Linked DNA regions of Homo sapiens: region 1 is linked to region 2. A link is a contact called in ENCODE Hi-C or POLR2A ChIA-PET data. All regions are on one chromosome and are shown on one strand. The core of a region is the stretch at or near the end of the contact, and the rest is flanking DNA. Distances in the headings are between cores, read along the strand shown. Region 1 overlaps SEMA5A (semaphorin 5A). Region 2 holds the start of LINC02199 (long intergenic non-protein coding RNA 2199).

What was found. Hi-C counts contacts between places; a loop is a spot of excess contacts on that map. ChIA-PET counts read pairs that join two places held with the same protein, here RNA polymerase II (POLR2A).
Region 1: a loop to region 2 is called in a map of chondrocyte, with 2.5 times the contacts of the local background. The contact joins the enhancer-like site here to the promoter of LINC02199 in region 2. A Hi-C loop is called at or near these places in 2 of 168 maps with a recorded cell type or tissue (IMR-90 and chondrocyte). POLR2A ChIA-PET finds 5 or more read pairs at or near these places in 1 of 52 experiments (IMR-90).

Annotation. Positions count from the first base shown.
Region 1 is chr5:9,057,108-9,064,754 of GRCh38, forward strand. SEMA5A (semaphorin 5A) reads right to left here. Exons shown (of 23, transcript NM_003966.3): 18 at 5,780-5,998. Among named protein-coding and RNA genes, the nearest start is that of MIR4636, 7.0 kb to the left of the region's middle. Within about 2 kb of position 2,949, at least 5 of the 41 ENCODE cell types and tissues checked have a DNase peak (open chromatin) inside an H3K27ac peak, as active enhancers do; they include IMR-90, where a contact is called at or near this core.
Region 2 is chr5:8,834,764-8,842,340 of GRCh38, forward strand. LINC02199 (long intergenic non-protein coding RNA 2199) reads left to right here and starts at 4,969. Exons shown (of 3, transcript NR_109932.1): 1 at 4,969-5,195. LOC101929307 (a long non-coding RNA gene) reads right to left here. Exons shown (of 3, transcript XR_007058687.1): 2 at 603-660.

The DNA.
Region 1 (7,647 bases), core at 1,699-4,198, 220 kb after region 2:
TTGCCAGGGACTGGGGGAGAGGGAAGTGGGGAATTGCTGTATAGCTGGTATAAACTTCCAGTTATTCAAAATGAGTAAGATCTAGATATCTACTATACATCGTTGTATACCTATACTTAACAATACCGTATTGTGCACTCAAAAATCTGTTAAGTAGGTAGATTTTATGTTGAGTATTCTTACCACAGCGAAAACAAAAATAAAAACAGAGACTAAATGTGCTCATTTCAACGGTTCCATAATCATGCAACATCTAATGATCTCATACCAGGAAGCTGATGTACATAATATATCCTGTGATATTCCAAACAATATTTATTCCTGTCCACATTTCTACCAACATGTAAGCCAATGTGTATGTGATCTAGTCTAATAAATCCTCTCTCACACATACACCAACTGTCCATCTGGTATCATGGTAAATTCTCCTGGCACAGGATCATTTATTGTTAAACAGAGAGAATGGAGCTGTTGTTTGAATAACCGTTTAAGAGAGCATTTGGAACAGAATCCAGTTGCTGAAACATTCCCACTTGGGAGTTCAAATCACAAGATCACACTCTACCTCTACCAATTTCAGCAGTCAAAGAACTGGGGAAATGGATGTTTCTAGTACAGAGGGAACTCAAAGGAGACCTGGAACCACTTCCTTACTCTGTCCGGAAGTTGCTTAGTCTGCAATTGCCCTATGTCCCCAGACCAATTCTAATGCGGTGCTTGCTTTCTGTCCTCTTGACCCTGTCTTTATGTTACAGGTTTCAACCCACATCATGGAGCCATAATGTAGGATATTGATTATTGTACTAACAATTCATATTAGAAAGGCCAAAGCATTTCTAAAATAGACATTTCAGAACACAGATCTTAATGAAATAGCCTTCATCACAAGGGAGCCTGTACAACCTGGTGGGGAAGTAGAAAGTTGCAGGGCCAAGAAAACAAAACAAATGTAAGCCACTGTGGAAGGCACAGCATGTCAGGGGCCTGAGTGAGGCTGAGCCACTAAAATAGATTTTTTTCCCCTGCTATGTGAACTATATTGGACTAAAAAAATAACATTAGTAATAGTAATAATTAAAATAATAAACTCATTCAATATTCCATCTCCATCCTCACAACTGCCCTGGGGGTTGTTCCAGAAATGAAAGACTTGAGGCATAGAGAGGTTAGGTCCTGGGCAAGTGAGTGGGAAGCTGGGGCTGGAACAGTGGCAGGCTGAGCACAGAACCTGACACACAAGCACAGGTTAGGGCTTCCCATAACTCCTCCCATGTTGCTAAAAATCACATAGGAATCTCCTCATGGCTTGAATCATCACCCAAGTTAGCTCAAGAAATACTGGTTCATGGGAAGATCAGACAAACACAAACTCAGATCCATGTTTCTTTCAAGGAATCAAAGCAATTAATTATAGGAAATTATTTTTGATAAAATGAAATTTATACATGAAATAACTTGACAGAAGAGGATAACATTCTTGTTGTAGAGATTCTAGCTAAATATTCCACCCACTACAGTAAGATTAAAAACAATGGCAGTAACCAATGTACAATTGCCAGAGACCTAAATAGCAAAGTAAAAACTAAATAACTAAGATTTGCTCAACAGGCTTCCTGTGTGTGATCAGAGATGTGAAGCCCTTCACTCACAGTCTCTCGGGACATGGGCAAATGTGGTATTGATTCTCCAGCATACTGAGGTCTGGACTACATAGGTTTGCACTGCAGGACAGCTGTGCTCTCTGCTCCTAAGGATCTCTAAGCAGAAATTTCCTACACCAACTGCCCCCTGCCTGGCTCCACTTCAAAGTATGGACTCAAGGACTCCAAGAATGCAAAGGAAGAGAGGGTTCTGAGCACACCAGAGATGCCTAAGAGATTTATCTATAGGACACACAACTGCCAGAATTATTCTTTTGACTCAGAGTCTGTCCCTCCATTAGATTTAGTGTTCCTTCCCCCATAGAATTATTGTTTGCAAAATACAAAACAGAACCATCTCAGTTAAGTCTGATGAAAAGAGTTTGTGTTTACTTCATTAGGTTTTTACCTTCATTTTCTTTTCTTTTTTTTTTTTATACTTTAAGTTTTAGGGTACATGTGCCAAACTCTGAGGTTGCTTTCCTCTTAGCTGAACATTACTTAGCAACAAAAAAACATCTGTTGTCTGTACCTTTGTAGGTCAAAGTCTGGAGTCTTTAAGGCTAAATCAAATATGCATTGAGGAAAAGGAGTGAAGAAGAAATAATTAGCTATTTCTCAATGCTGGCGTAAATTATGTAGGTGAAGGTACTAGTTAGATGGACCCACAGAAGGTGAAAAAAATGATTATTTCAGCATGGGCTTGACTTAGAAACCTTATTATAGTTTATTTATACACATCAGTCTTAGAGGTAAAATTTTTTCATTGATTAATTTAAAATGTGTTTTTATATTCTCTGGTTTATTTTATTTTTATTTTGAGACAGAATCTCACTGTGTCACCCAGACTGCAGTGCAGTGGCATGATCTCAGCTCACTGCAAACTCCACCTCCTGGGCTCAAGCAATTCTTCTGCCTCAACCTCCTAAGTAGCTGGGATTACAGGTACATGCCACCATGCCAGGCTAATTTTTGTCTTTTTAGTAGGAATAAGTTTTTACCATGTTGGCCAGGCTGGTCTCAAACTCCTGACCACAAGTGATCTATCCAACTCTACCTCCTAAAGTGCTGGGATTACAAGTGTGAGCCTCCATGCCCGGCTGATTTATTTTCATATTTAATTTTAATGAGGAAACATATTTTTAAATAAAATACAGTGTCCATTTGTAATTGTCCACTATGAACCCAACAGGGTTAAAGAAGAGTAAATTCACAGGGGAGAGTATCCTGAGTGAGACAGGAATCGGCCTCTAACTGGCTTCCTGGTGACTGTGCAGCTCAGCATTCACACCCCTAGCACTTCCAACCCTCCCTGCTGGGTCATGCCCGATCATATGTTTAGGAATTTCCCAGGCAGGGGAAGCACCACTCAGCCCTGACTCACCCACTGCCTAGTGCAAGGTGACATGGGCCACTCTGAATAACTCCACAACACTCTGCAGAATCTTGGCTTTTAAAACGAAAATGAGGACAGGGTTATTTCAACATATTAAAGTTATGTATACATGGTATTGGCTTGACCACCAAATCAACTAAAATGAGAGCAACCAACAGATCATGTTAATAGAGTGTCTCTGAGATGAGTGGTGACCCTTTGTACTTGTGCACTAGGACAACATCCAAGTGTCTGCAGGAATCTGCACATCCTACCCATGGCAACAAGGATAGGGTCTGGAGCCCAGGGAGACAAGGGTGGGTGGAGGGACCCTGACATTCCCATGACGTCTGCCCCTGTTCCAGTTTATAGCATGGACCCGAATCTAGTGAGCTTGCCCACAGGATTCCTCTCAGCCCCCAGAGGAGGACTCCTTTTACTGGGGCTGTGGGAAAGAACAGTTCAGTGACCTTTCCCAGCCTCTCAGCATCAGCTTGGCTGGGAAAGCTGGGTGGGCAGAGGAGGAGTCTCCTGAGGCTGGAGAAATTCAAGCAGAGACACCCTAGGAGGAGCCAGGCAGCTGATAAGAGCAGAAACATTATTGGGAGCCTCAGCTACAAATCTGGAAACTATATATTTTCAGTTTTATATACATGTTTATTCATCTATGCATTCATCCATCCATTATCCACCCTTCCAAGCACCCAATCCAATGAATTTTCATTGAGTATCTGCTACAAGCCAGTTTCTTGATGTAAGAACTCAGAAAGTTGTATCTACTAGAAATATGTTAATATTCTATGCCTTTAAAAATGTTGTATCCAACTCCAGAATGAGCCTTCCTCCCAATTTCCCATCTCTGCTTGTCAATTTCACCAACTCGTTTCTGTCCCTCGAGACCCAGCTTAAGGGCAGCCTGCTTGCTGTGGCTGCCATGATTTCTCCTTGGTGAAATCCACCAAGGGGCTGGCTCCTTGGTGGATATAGCCACTGCACCTGGTTGTCATAAACTCAGTAGCCAGTGGCCATACTGGGTTGACGCTGCTCCCAGGATGCACTCTCCCTAAACTCTTAAGTTTCTTTCTGACCTGGATCATAACACTGCATCTGTGTATACCCTGTAAACAGTGCACAGTCGGTTACTCAAAAATGTTTCCTGAGAAATGACATGAATGAAGAAAGATCAATTAACCAACTCTTTGTTTCCTCATTATTAAAAAACAATCCCTGATGGGTATTTCTAGTATGTGCCAGGCCCCTGCTGGGAGCTAAGGTTGCTGCCATGAGTGAGACCAGGCCAGGAGTCCCTGTCCTCATGGAGCTTCAGACAAAAGTCAAGGCAGCCTCCCCAGTCACAGATCAGCCCTCAGGATGGCCATGACGTGTGGGCTGAAGACTTTCCGTGGGTTCTGGACAGGAGAGCAGGAAGTGGGAAGTTCTGGTGGAAGTGTTTTAGGTGCTAGGGACCCTGAGCTGCGGCAGGAGAAAGGCAGAAACAGGGGCTTGAATATTAAAGGGAAAGATGGAGGAGTGTTTCAGGCATTGTCAGAGCAAAAGCCCTGGGCGGGGGCTCTTTCGGCTCATTTTCATGACTCTGTGCTTGCTTGGGAATTCAGTGGAATGAAAAGCCAGGCCCCAGGAAGAAGACCCAGAAAAACAGCTCTGCTAGGCCCACAGGAGAGAAGAGTTTGCGTCTTTGGAGGACTTAATTAATGAGGTAGACCTTTTGTGACAGAAGACATGAGGACCAAGAACTGGCTTGGCAGGCCCAGGGTCCAGGGGTTGCATGTTTGATACCCGTGACCCTGGATGACCACCTGATGGTACATGGAGGCCATGTGGGGGAGGGCTGGGTCCATCAGTGGCCCAGGAAGGGATCAGCCTCCAGAAGGAGCTGATGGTCACTCCAAAGGCCCCAGATATTTCAGACCACATTAGAAAGGCCGGCTTTTCCATCAGGCACAACAACTAGAGTCCATATCCTTCGAGTAGCTCATAGGAAAGTTTTAGTTCCTTTTACAATCAGAAGAAAAAAACATGAACACAATCTAGCCTAGATGATGTCTTTCCCCAATGCATTAGGGAGTGGGGGGCCCCTGCAGACAAATGTGCCCAGGGCCCAGGGAGGTCCCACTGTGGCCCGGCCTATCAGATCTTTTTATACAGACAACTAAAGTTGCATGCTTGTCTGAAAGGAGGGCTGAGAGAATGGTCTTAATATTGCTTGGAATGATTTAGGATTTGGTTTCAGGTCTGCTGGGAGAAGGGGTTTCTTTTTCTTTCCTTTTTCCACTCTGGGCTAATCCAACAGGTGATGACATCACACAAGACATTTATTTATTTGTTTGTTTATTTACTTTTGAGACAAGGTCTCGCTCTGTTACCCAGGGTGGAGTGCAGTGGCCTGATGATGGCTCACTGTAGTCTTGATCTCCTGGACTACAGAAATCCTCCCAACTCAGCCTCCAGAATGACTGGGACTACAGGCGTGCACTAACATACTTGGCTAATTTTTGTATTTTTCGTAGGGATGAGGTCTGGCTATATTGCCCAGCCTTGAGTTCTTAGGCTCAAGTGATTCCCCCTCTCTGGCCTCACAAAGTGCTGGGATTACCAGCATGAGCAACCACGCATAGCCAAGACATTTATTAAGAACACAGATCTCAAACACGAAGCCAGGGAGCTGCGTGAGGCCTGGTAAATTAGAAGACTCTCCAAGGCCCTTGAGTTTTCAGATGTTTTGTAGACTACACAATCCACTTACCTGGGCAGGGCAAAATGTTGCATTCCTGGTATTCCAGAGATGGGCCAAGGCAAGGCATTCCCCCATACTTGGGTTCGGGGTTGTTGCAAACACGCTTCCGGTTCCGAATGCCCCTGCTGCAGTCACGGCTGCACTGTGACCACGACGTCCAGGCTGACCAAGCCCCGTTGACCGTGTGGGCAGAGTATCTCCCAGCACGCAGGAAATCCCCAGAAAGCCCTGCCAAGGAAACAGGTGAAGTGTGATTCTGTTACAAGTTTCAGAGGAACTACAGTCCATGCTGACTTTCATTCTGTATCTGCTGTCTGCCTTATTTCTAGAACTACCCTCTCACATTCCGTTGAGCTCTTTTTACACTTCAGTAGCCAAAAATCAGTGGTGTGATAGCCTCTTATCTCTCAAGCTTGTTTCCTGCAATTACTATGAAATAAGGTTGAAATTAAGAACTCCATGTGAATGTGGTGAACCTTTACACAGTAAATAATAGATTCTATATAGGTAGTTCGTTTACTTTTTGAAGACACTTCTTACAAAGAAAACACAACTTTCTCACTTTCCTTGGGAATTCTACAACAAACTGCCCTCAGACACAATGGGTAGAGCCTGCCCTCAAGGACCTCCATCTGGAGGAAGGGAAACATAATTCAGACATTTTCTAAACCTATTCTTTCAGCTGTTAACCTTTCAAAGGTGAATTAATGCTGGTAAAAGGGGCCAAGTCAACTGCTTCTGGATCACAGGCCTGAGAAACTCCTGTCTGCTCTGTGGAACTCATGCCCTAGAACTGAACACAGCACTGAGTGACATTGGCAAACGTTTCTATGAAGTTTAGAGCACACTACCTAACAAAATGTGTTTCCCAAGGAGCCAAGAGAGGCAGCAGCAGCAGCAGGTGGGCTGTGGGGTGAGTGGGGAGTTGCTGTGGCAGGAATCACAGCCAACAGGCTTTGAGGACATATTGTGGGTGATGTGTACAGTGAGCACTTTCACTTGTTAAGTCACGTAATTAGCCATAGTCAAAATTTTATGAAAATGTCTTCCCACTCACAATACTAAAAAGTATTCAATAATTTTCTCAAATGTAGGCAATGTGACACAAGCTTTAACAAATAACTCTAAAAGTATGCAGTAAAGTTCCGGGGAAGTGTGCTCAGAAGACAAGTGTGCCAACAGCTCTCAGTGTTGTTAAGCAACTCTGTTGTTTACTTAGAAAATCTGTTTCTGAAAGGATGGCAGCATACTCTTCAGAGAAATTGAATTAGAATTGTCTGTCTGTGATAAATTAGTATTCTGTGGTGAATCAATAAAGAAAAACTATGCACAAATCAAGCCTCATTTTATGTGGTCAGAGGAAAATGAGTCCCATTTTGTGTTTTCAAGATATCAATACCAAAATGTGAAATGGTCATGAGAACTCAAAGCCATTGAGATACAGAAGAATAAAACTCTATGCGCACGTATGTTTATGGAGGCACTATTCACGATGGCAAAGACTTGAAACCTGGCCAAATGCCCATTGATGATAGACTGGATAAAGAAAATGTGGCACATATACACCATGGAATACTATGCAGTCATAAAAAAGGATGAGTTCATGTCCTTTGCAAGGACATGGATGAATCTGGAAACTATCATCCTCAGCAAACTAACACAAGAACAAAAAACCCAAACACTGCATGTTCTCACTCATAAGTGGGAATTGAACAATGAGAACACATGGACACCAGGAGGGGAACACCACAGACCGGGGCCTGTCGGGGGTAGGGAGCTAGGGGAGGGAGGTTGAGCCATGATTACACCACTGTACTCCAGCCTGGGCAACAGAGCGAGACCCTGTCTCAACAAACAAACAAGCAAAAACCAAAAAA
Region 2 (7,577 bases), core at 3,719-6,218:
TATGTCCCCAATACACAAGAAGACACAAACATAACTGTGGCTCACACATAAACTGTAACAGCTACATCTCTATTATTGACGCCACATGCTTGCCAACATTGCCTGTGTTAATCATAGAGATAGCTACAAGGGGTGAGAGAATCAACGCTTGAGAAACCCATGTTAGGCCAGGTGTGGTGGCTCATGCCTGTAATCCCAGCACTTTGGGAGGCCGAGGTAGGCGGATCACAAGGTCAGGAGATCAAGACCATCCTGGCTAACATGGTGAAACACCGTCTCTACTAAAAATACCGAAAATTAGCCGGGTGTGGCGGCGGGTGCCTGTAGTCCCAGCTACTCGGGAGGCTGAGGCAGGAAAATGGTGTGAACCCGGGAGGTGGAGCGTGCAGTGAGCTGAGATTGTGCCACTGCACTCCAGCCTGGGCAACAAAGCGAGACTCTGTCTCAAAAAAAAAAAAAAAAAAAGAAACCCATGTTAAATGCTGCTTTACAATAATACAAAGCATCCATCCACCTAGAGCAATATGTACAGGCTTCCCTACAAGTGTTGCCAAGTACCAAACATAGAGAAGTAAGATATATTAAATTTCAGAACTACTTACCGTGTCCATTAAATCCATGTAGATGTATTTGGGAGCCCAGTCTATGCTGTTTTCTTGCCTGAAATTAAAAAGTGACTGTTTATTCTCACTATGGACCCAGATTACAGTCCTAGTTCCCAGCACAGCAATAGGAGCTGAACAAAATTGCTTGAGGAATTAATACCAAGAGAAATTTTACAAGATAAAATGTAAGCTTGAAATAAATGTTATGTCTTTATGGTATGATCATTAAAATGACAATTTTTACATAGACCATTAAGTGCATCTAATGAACACACATGTGGGAGGACGCACCTGTGCAAAGTCCTCCCTCAAAGTCAGGTACGTGCAGAGAATGTCAACTAGGAGACACAAGCCTCCATTCCGAAAAAAAACAGATGTCACCACAGGGCTTCAGAAGCAATGCTGGCAATAAGAGATGGTTTTTTTACAAACTAAATATTGTGTGTTGTAACAGAATTTTTAAATACATATTTTTCTCACGAAGGTCAGTAACGATGGTGTCTCCAGTAGTAATTCAGTCTTTTGAAACTAAGATAATTAATGCTCAATTCTATTGTCATGCATCTGCTCATCAACCTTTGCAAGGGTTGGGGATCACAGCCTTCTCCTCCATGCACAACCCTGCACCACTCATGAAGAGCTGGTCAGAGGGCCTGGAGGCCAGGGCTCTACTCTGGCACCCACACTGCATTGGAGTGCAGCAGATTTCTGCACTGAGCACCTCCTAGTGATGCTGAGAAAGAGTGAGGCACCTCGGCCCTGGTGGTCTACTGGAAAAACCTCTGCTGGAAGCTCCTGAGGTGTTTGAAACAGAGGTTTGCATTCAAAGTGAATACTGGTAAAGGATGAAGACGACTAAAAATGTCAAATATGAAAGCCAGAGTCATCTTTACTGGTACTGTTATAAAACTGGTGTCTCATTAAAGTCAGAGCAACACGTATACGTATATACATACGTATAAATACATAAATTTATACATATTTAAGTCTAAATGAGAGTCCCAGGAGAGGATTCATCTAACTCATGGTTGCAATAATATTGGAGGATGTCAGGGTCTCACTTTCACTTGTTTCCAGGTGAGGTGAATCATTAAAACATTTCTTTTTTACAATGATGACTCCTCTAGGACCCTCCACCCACCTCCCACCACCATCCTCCAAGCCCATGTGACAAGTTTTAATAGCATAGCAGTGACTAGATTTCCCTAAATGGGATCTACTGACTCATGGACAACAGATGAGAACCCTGTCATCTCAGTCTTCTGTGTAAAAACATCATATGTCTCAAAAAAGACATCCGTTGAAACATATTTAAAATATAATAGAACCACTTGGTAGGAAAAGGCTACTTTCCTGCAATATTGTCATTACTAAATTTTTCAGGTAATTTACTTTTTTGGTTTTGGTTTTGATTTTTATTTGATCAGGATGTGCAACAAGGTTGCTCATTTAGTATTCAGATTTCTGATGACTGGAGAGAGATAATATTTTTATTTTTCATATCCATTTCTTTATGTTTTATGAATGCCCATTCATATCCTTTGTCAATTATTTATTTGTTGCTTTTGCTACTTTTTCCTGTATCAATTTTTAGAACCCTTTGTTAGGTGCATGTAATAAACATTTCCTCCCAATTTGTTCCTTCACTTTCTTTGTTTATTTTGATTGTGTTATTGATTCTAGAAAATATATAATTTTATTGAGTTAAATTTGTTATGCCATTTATGCTTTTTAATCTTTTGCTTTCAGTGTTTATGTATATATTTAATTGTGCCAAGTTTTAAATAGTATTGTCTTCCAGTATTTAATGCATCCTTAAAATATTTGTATGCTGTTAGGTGTCTATTTTTTCCATTGGAATATGGAATTAGTGCAATACTTTTATTGAACAGTAGCTATAATATTATGAAACCATGCAGAGATCTCATACATATATTAAAAACTTTGGTCTTTACATCCTACAAGCCCTGAAAAATCGTTTAAAGTTTTTATTAGAAGAAAGACATGCTGAAATTTGCTTTTAAATCTAAAATACCATTCTCCATGGAGTGCGGAAAACAGATTACAGGATTAAGAACACATGTGTTGTTAGGCTGGACTATCTCCATGTTTTTCTCTGGCATTAAATGCCATCATTCTAAGATGAGAGTCTCAAAAACTGGCTTTTTTTCTTTCATATGAGTTACATGAAGTTAACCAAAAGTTACATTCTGTGGAGACACTTCAGAAAATGCTATTAAATTTTCCAAACATGCAAAGAACAGTTTTGAATTTGTAAGATGTCAGACATTCCAAAAGGCTAACAAGTAAGGGCAAATTTAAAATTGGGTCCTGTATCCAATAAAAATGTCTGTATTCTGTGTATAACGCTTTTCGGGATTATGAGATTTCAAGAAAGTTTACGTGACAATTGCAAAGATCATATTGTGTTGCAGATAAATTTAGGATCTTTATGACCCAGGTGATTGACATGTATATGTACACATTATACATATGTATACATATTTTCCAAAATACATATTTCCCAAAACTAAGAATTTAAATAAAGGGTATTTGCTGAAAGGATGGGGGTTGTGTGGGTGAAAAAAGTATTCTCATTAGTTACAATTCAAAATGGTTTTGTTAATTCTCAAACACACATTCTCCCATTTGGTCAATTATGAAGTGCTGTTCTGTTTATTGCTGTATACCATCTGAAAACTAAAAGGATTAAAACAACAATTTGTGATTGCCTTTCACAGTTCTGGAAGTTTATAGTTCAGTTGGACATTTCCCTCTTGGGTTCCTCCATCAGTTACAGGTAGACTGGGGCCGAGGCTGGAAACATCTCAAGGCCTCTTCACCCATGTACCTGACATCCAGACTGAGAGGTCTGGAAAAGCTGGGGTAGATCAGGAAGGCACCTTCTCCATGTGGCCAATTTGGGATTCCTCAAACCATGGTGCTCTCCAGGTAGTTAGGCTTCTTATTTGGCACCTGGATTTTTACAGAGGGGGTGATCTAAAAAAATCACAGCAAATGTTTCACAGGGTCACAGAAGCTTCCTATAACTTAGTCACAGAAGTCACACAGCATCACCACCACCACATTCTCTTGGTTACAGAGGGCTGGCCCAACTTAGCGTGGAGAGGACTACCAGGAGGCATGGTTCATTGGTGCCACCTGGGAGCGTAGCTACTGAGAGGTTATATTCACGTACTAGAGGGCAGTGGAGACAAGAAAATGTGTCACTAAAGGCTGTCTGGGGACTAAAGAAAGTCCTCATTATTTTGAAGAGGGATGTTTGTTACACAAGGGATCCCTGCTATGGTATGTCATCGAGTGGACACCACACAGGAAGCTAGTTTAACTAAAGAGGGAATTCATTTTTTACATTTAACTACTAACATTTTGGGAGAAAGCAAGAAACAAGATGAGCACTGAGCGTTGTTATTATTATTTGAGATGGAGTTTCATTCTTGTTGCCCAGGCTAGTGTGCAGTGGTGCGATCCCAACTCACTGCAACCTCTGCCTCCCAGGTTTAAGCAATTCTCCTGTCTCATCATCCTGAGTAGCTGGGATTACAGGTGCCTGTCACTACGCCCAGCTAATTTGTTCTATTTTTAGTAGAGATGGGGTTTTACCACGTTGGCCAGGCTGGTCTTGAACTCCTGACCTCAGGTGATCCACCCACCTCGGCCTCCCAAAGTGTGAAGATTACAGGTGTGAGCCACTTTGCCCAGCCTGCATTGTTATTTTTTGTTCACAGAGAGAGTAAATAACTAAAATGCTTCTTCAAGTCGCAGGTTACATTTAATAGCAGAAAAAGAATTTCAGGAACTGTTACTTATTGCCAGGAAATAAGGGGCCAGGTCAATGCTCAGAGCCTACCATACCCTTGAAGATTCCTAGCAATTAAGTGAACTATTAATTTCTGGATTCGGAAACCAGAAACAAAACTTTGCCTTCTTTACAGATAAGGGGGACACTGTATCATCTGCTGTCCGGTGTCAAATGTCACAATGAATGGTCTGTTCTCCCCTGTGAATTTGTTCTGTGGTCATAACTGTATACAGGAATCACTTTGGAATCCTCAAAACCCCCGAGCCTTGTGTTAAACCCCACGAGTATTTAGAGTTTTACAACTACGAAGCTGAATGTCGAGAGAAAAAGACAAAGATTCCAAAAAAATGGTCTCAAAGTACCTCCTTGTTTAAGTTGGCTGCCAGGCAAATCAGCTCATCTCCAGCAGAACAGAAGCCGCCTTTTCAGGGAAGCGTGGCAGCTGCCGGCGAACACAAAGCAGCTCTGTGATGGTTGAAGCCAGCAAAGAAAAGCGCCCCCTCCGAGTGGAATCACAGGAAGGAAACCTCCGTGGGCAGCAGGAGCAAGTGCAATCCCTGGAGACGAGTCGAAGGGGCCCGAGGCCCCGAGAAGGGCAGGATGCGATGCTGGGTGTGTGACCTCAGCCATGGAAGGGCCACCTGCCACCGGGGGGCTGGGCCGTCGGGCCTTTGGTTGTGGAGGGAAAAGAGTGGCCACTTGCTGGAGCTGGGAACGTGCAGTGATGAGCACTAGGACAAGAGGACCGTGACAAACAGACATAGAAGGTAAAACTGCCCGAGTACAGGCTGATCCACAGACCTGTGTCCAGGGAGAGGCCTCAGGATGGATTTGGAAATGCAGGACAGGTTCATGAAATCCTCACACACCTGCCACATACTCAAGGAGGGTGCTGTTTACTTGATTGATTGTGCTGGTCCTGAACATCTGACATGATTTGTGGTTATAAATGGGTGTTTGCCGTTAACTATAAGTATCTTGGAGTAATTTAACAAACAACAATAGGTATTGGGGCAGGTCAGCGCGTCTCCACCTGAAAGACAAAGGAAAGCCGTGAACGCAGGACCAGCAGTTGTGGCTCACGGTGAGAGGTGACAGCGTGGTAGCATCCCTTGCTGGCTCTGGGCGCGTCCTCGGCCTCGGCGTCCGCTCTGGCCGCGCTCAAGGAGCTCTTCAGCCCGCCGCTGCGCTATGAGGGCCTCTCTCTGGGGCTGGCGGAGGCCGGAGCCTGCTCCCTCTGCTGGCGGGGAGGTGTGAAGAGAAAGGCACTGGCTGGAGCCGGCGCTGCGCGCGGCGCTCGCGGCCCAGCGCTTGGGTTCCAGGTGAGCTCCGGCTCTGCAAGCCCCGCACTCGGCGTGGCCGGCCGGCGCCTGCTGGGCTTGATCGGAGACTGAATCCCTGCGTGGACCACCGTTCCCTCTTCGCGGGATTGTTGGCCACCATAGCCGATCTCCGTCTCTTTCTCTCTTCCCCTCTTTTCCTCTTGATTGTCTGGAACTAGCTCCCTCTGGGCTGCCGGATTACCCGGCCCGCCAAGTTCCGCAGCGAGAGCCAGTGAGAGATGATGCCGGCTGGGCTTCTGGGACGGTTGGGGACTTGGAGAACTTTTGTGTCTAACTAAAGGATTGTAAACGCACCAATCAGCACTCTGTGTCTAGCTAAAGGTTTGTAAATGCACCAATCAGCTCTCTGTCAAAACGGACCAATCAGCTCTCTGTAAAATGGACCAATCAGCTGCCTGTAAAGCGGACCAATCAGCAGGATGTGGGTGGGGCCAAATAAGGGACTAAAAGCAGGCCACCAGAGCAGGCCGCTGCAGCTTGCTCGGGTTCTCTCTCTGCTCTGTGGAAACGTTGTTGTTTAGCTCTTTGCAGTGAATCTGGCTGCTGCTTATTGTTTGGGACTGTGCCACCTTTTTTTTTTTTTTTTTTTTTTTGAGACAGATTCTTGTTCTGTCTCTTAGGCTGGAGTGCAGTGGCGTGGTCTCGGCTAACTGCAAGCTCCGCCTCCCAGGTTCACGCCGTTCTCCTATTTCAGTCTTTCCGGTAGCTGGGACTACAGGCGCCCACCACAATGCCTGGCTAATTTGCGCCATCTTTAAGAGCTGTAACACTCACCGCTAAGGTCTGCAGCTTCACTCCTGAAGCCAGCCAGACTACGAACCCTTACTACGAACCCATCAGCTGGAAGGAACAATTCCAGACAATTCCACACAGGAGGAAGCAACAACTCTGGATGTGCCACCTTTAGGAACTGTACCACTCACGGGAAGGTCTGCAGCTTCACTCCTGAAGTGAGCAAGACTACGAACCTACCGGGAGGAAGGAACAAATTACGGACACACCATTCTTTAAGAACTGTAACAAACCCGCGAGGGTCCGCAGCTTCATTCTTGAAGTCAGCGAGACCAAGAACCCACTAATTCCATACGCAATGGGTTCATTTCTTTTTTTTTTTTTTTTACAAAAGTCTTCTCTGTGCTGACTTAAGGGGACACTTTGTGTCACTTCCAGGGAAGGATGCGCTGGGGTCCCGACATTCTGTCAGGGTCCAAACACCCTCGTTCCTCATCCAGGGCATGGAGCACCTGAGTAGGATGGAACATTTGGGAAAAACCCCACCTCAGTCCCAGGCCCGGCAGCCTGAGGAGATCTAAGGCTGGCTGGGCATTCGAGCTGTAAGAGCAGGGAGTGTTTACTGCACCCAGGAGAGGTGATCAGGACACAATTTCACTATTTCTGGTTGTTTTAGAATCAGGTTCCTTTGTCTCCTTATTTTACCTCAGTTACATTTTCCAAGATCCTAGGACTCACAGAAGGATGCAGTCGGTGGGGGCAGAGTGCTGTACCAGGGCCTCCAGACATGGTTTCTAGACACTGGCTCATGTGATGGCACCAGGGCCCCCAGCCATGGTTTCTAGACATTTGGTCATACCATGGCCTTGGTTGATGACCCCATCCATCGGATTTCATCCTCCTCAAAACGAAACAGAAGGTTTAGCCCAGCAGATCTCTGGAGTCTGTGATTTTCAGATGAGAGCCCAATTGATGGTGAAGCATAACAAGAGTACGGTTGATTTCATTCCTTCAGCATTCACTTATTCCATGTGTGTGTAAAGCCTGATCTGTGTTGGAGAGCTCAGCATGCAG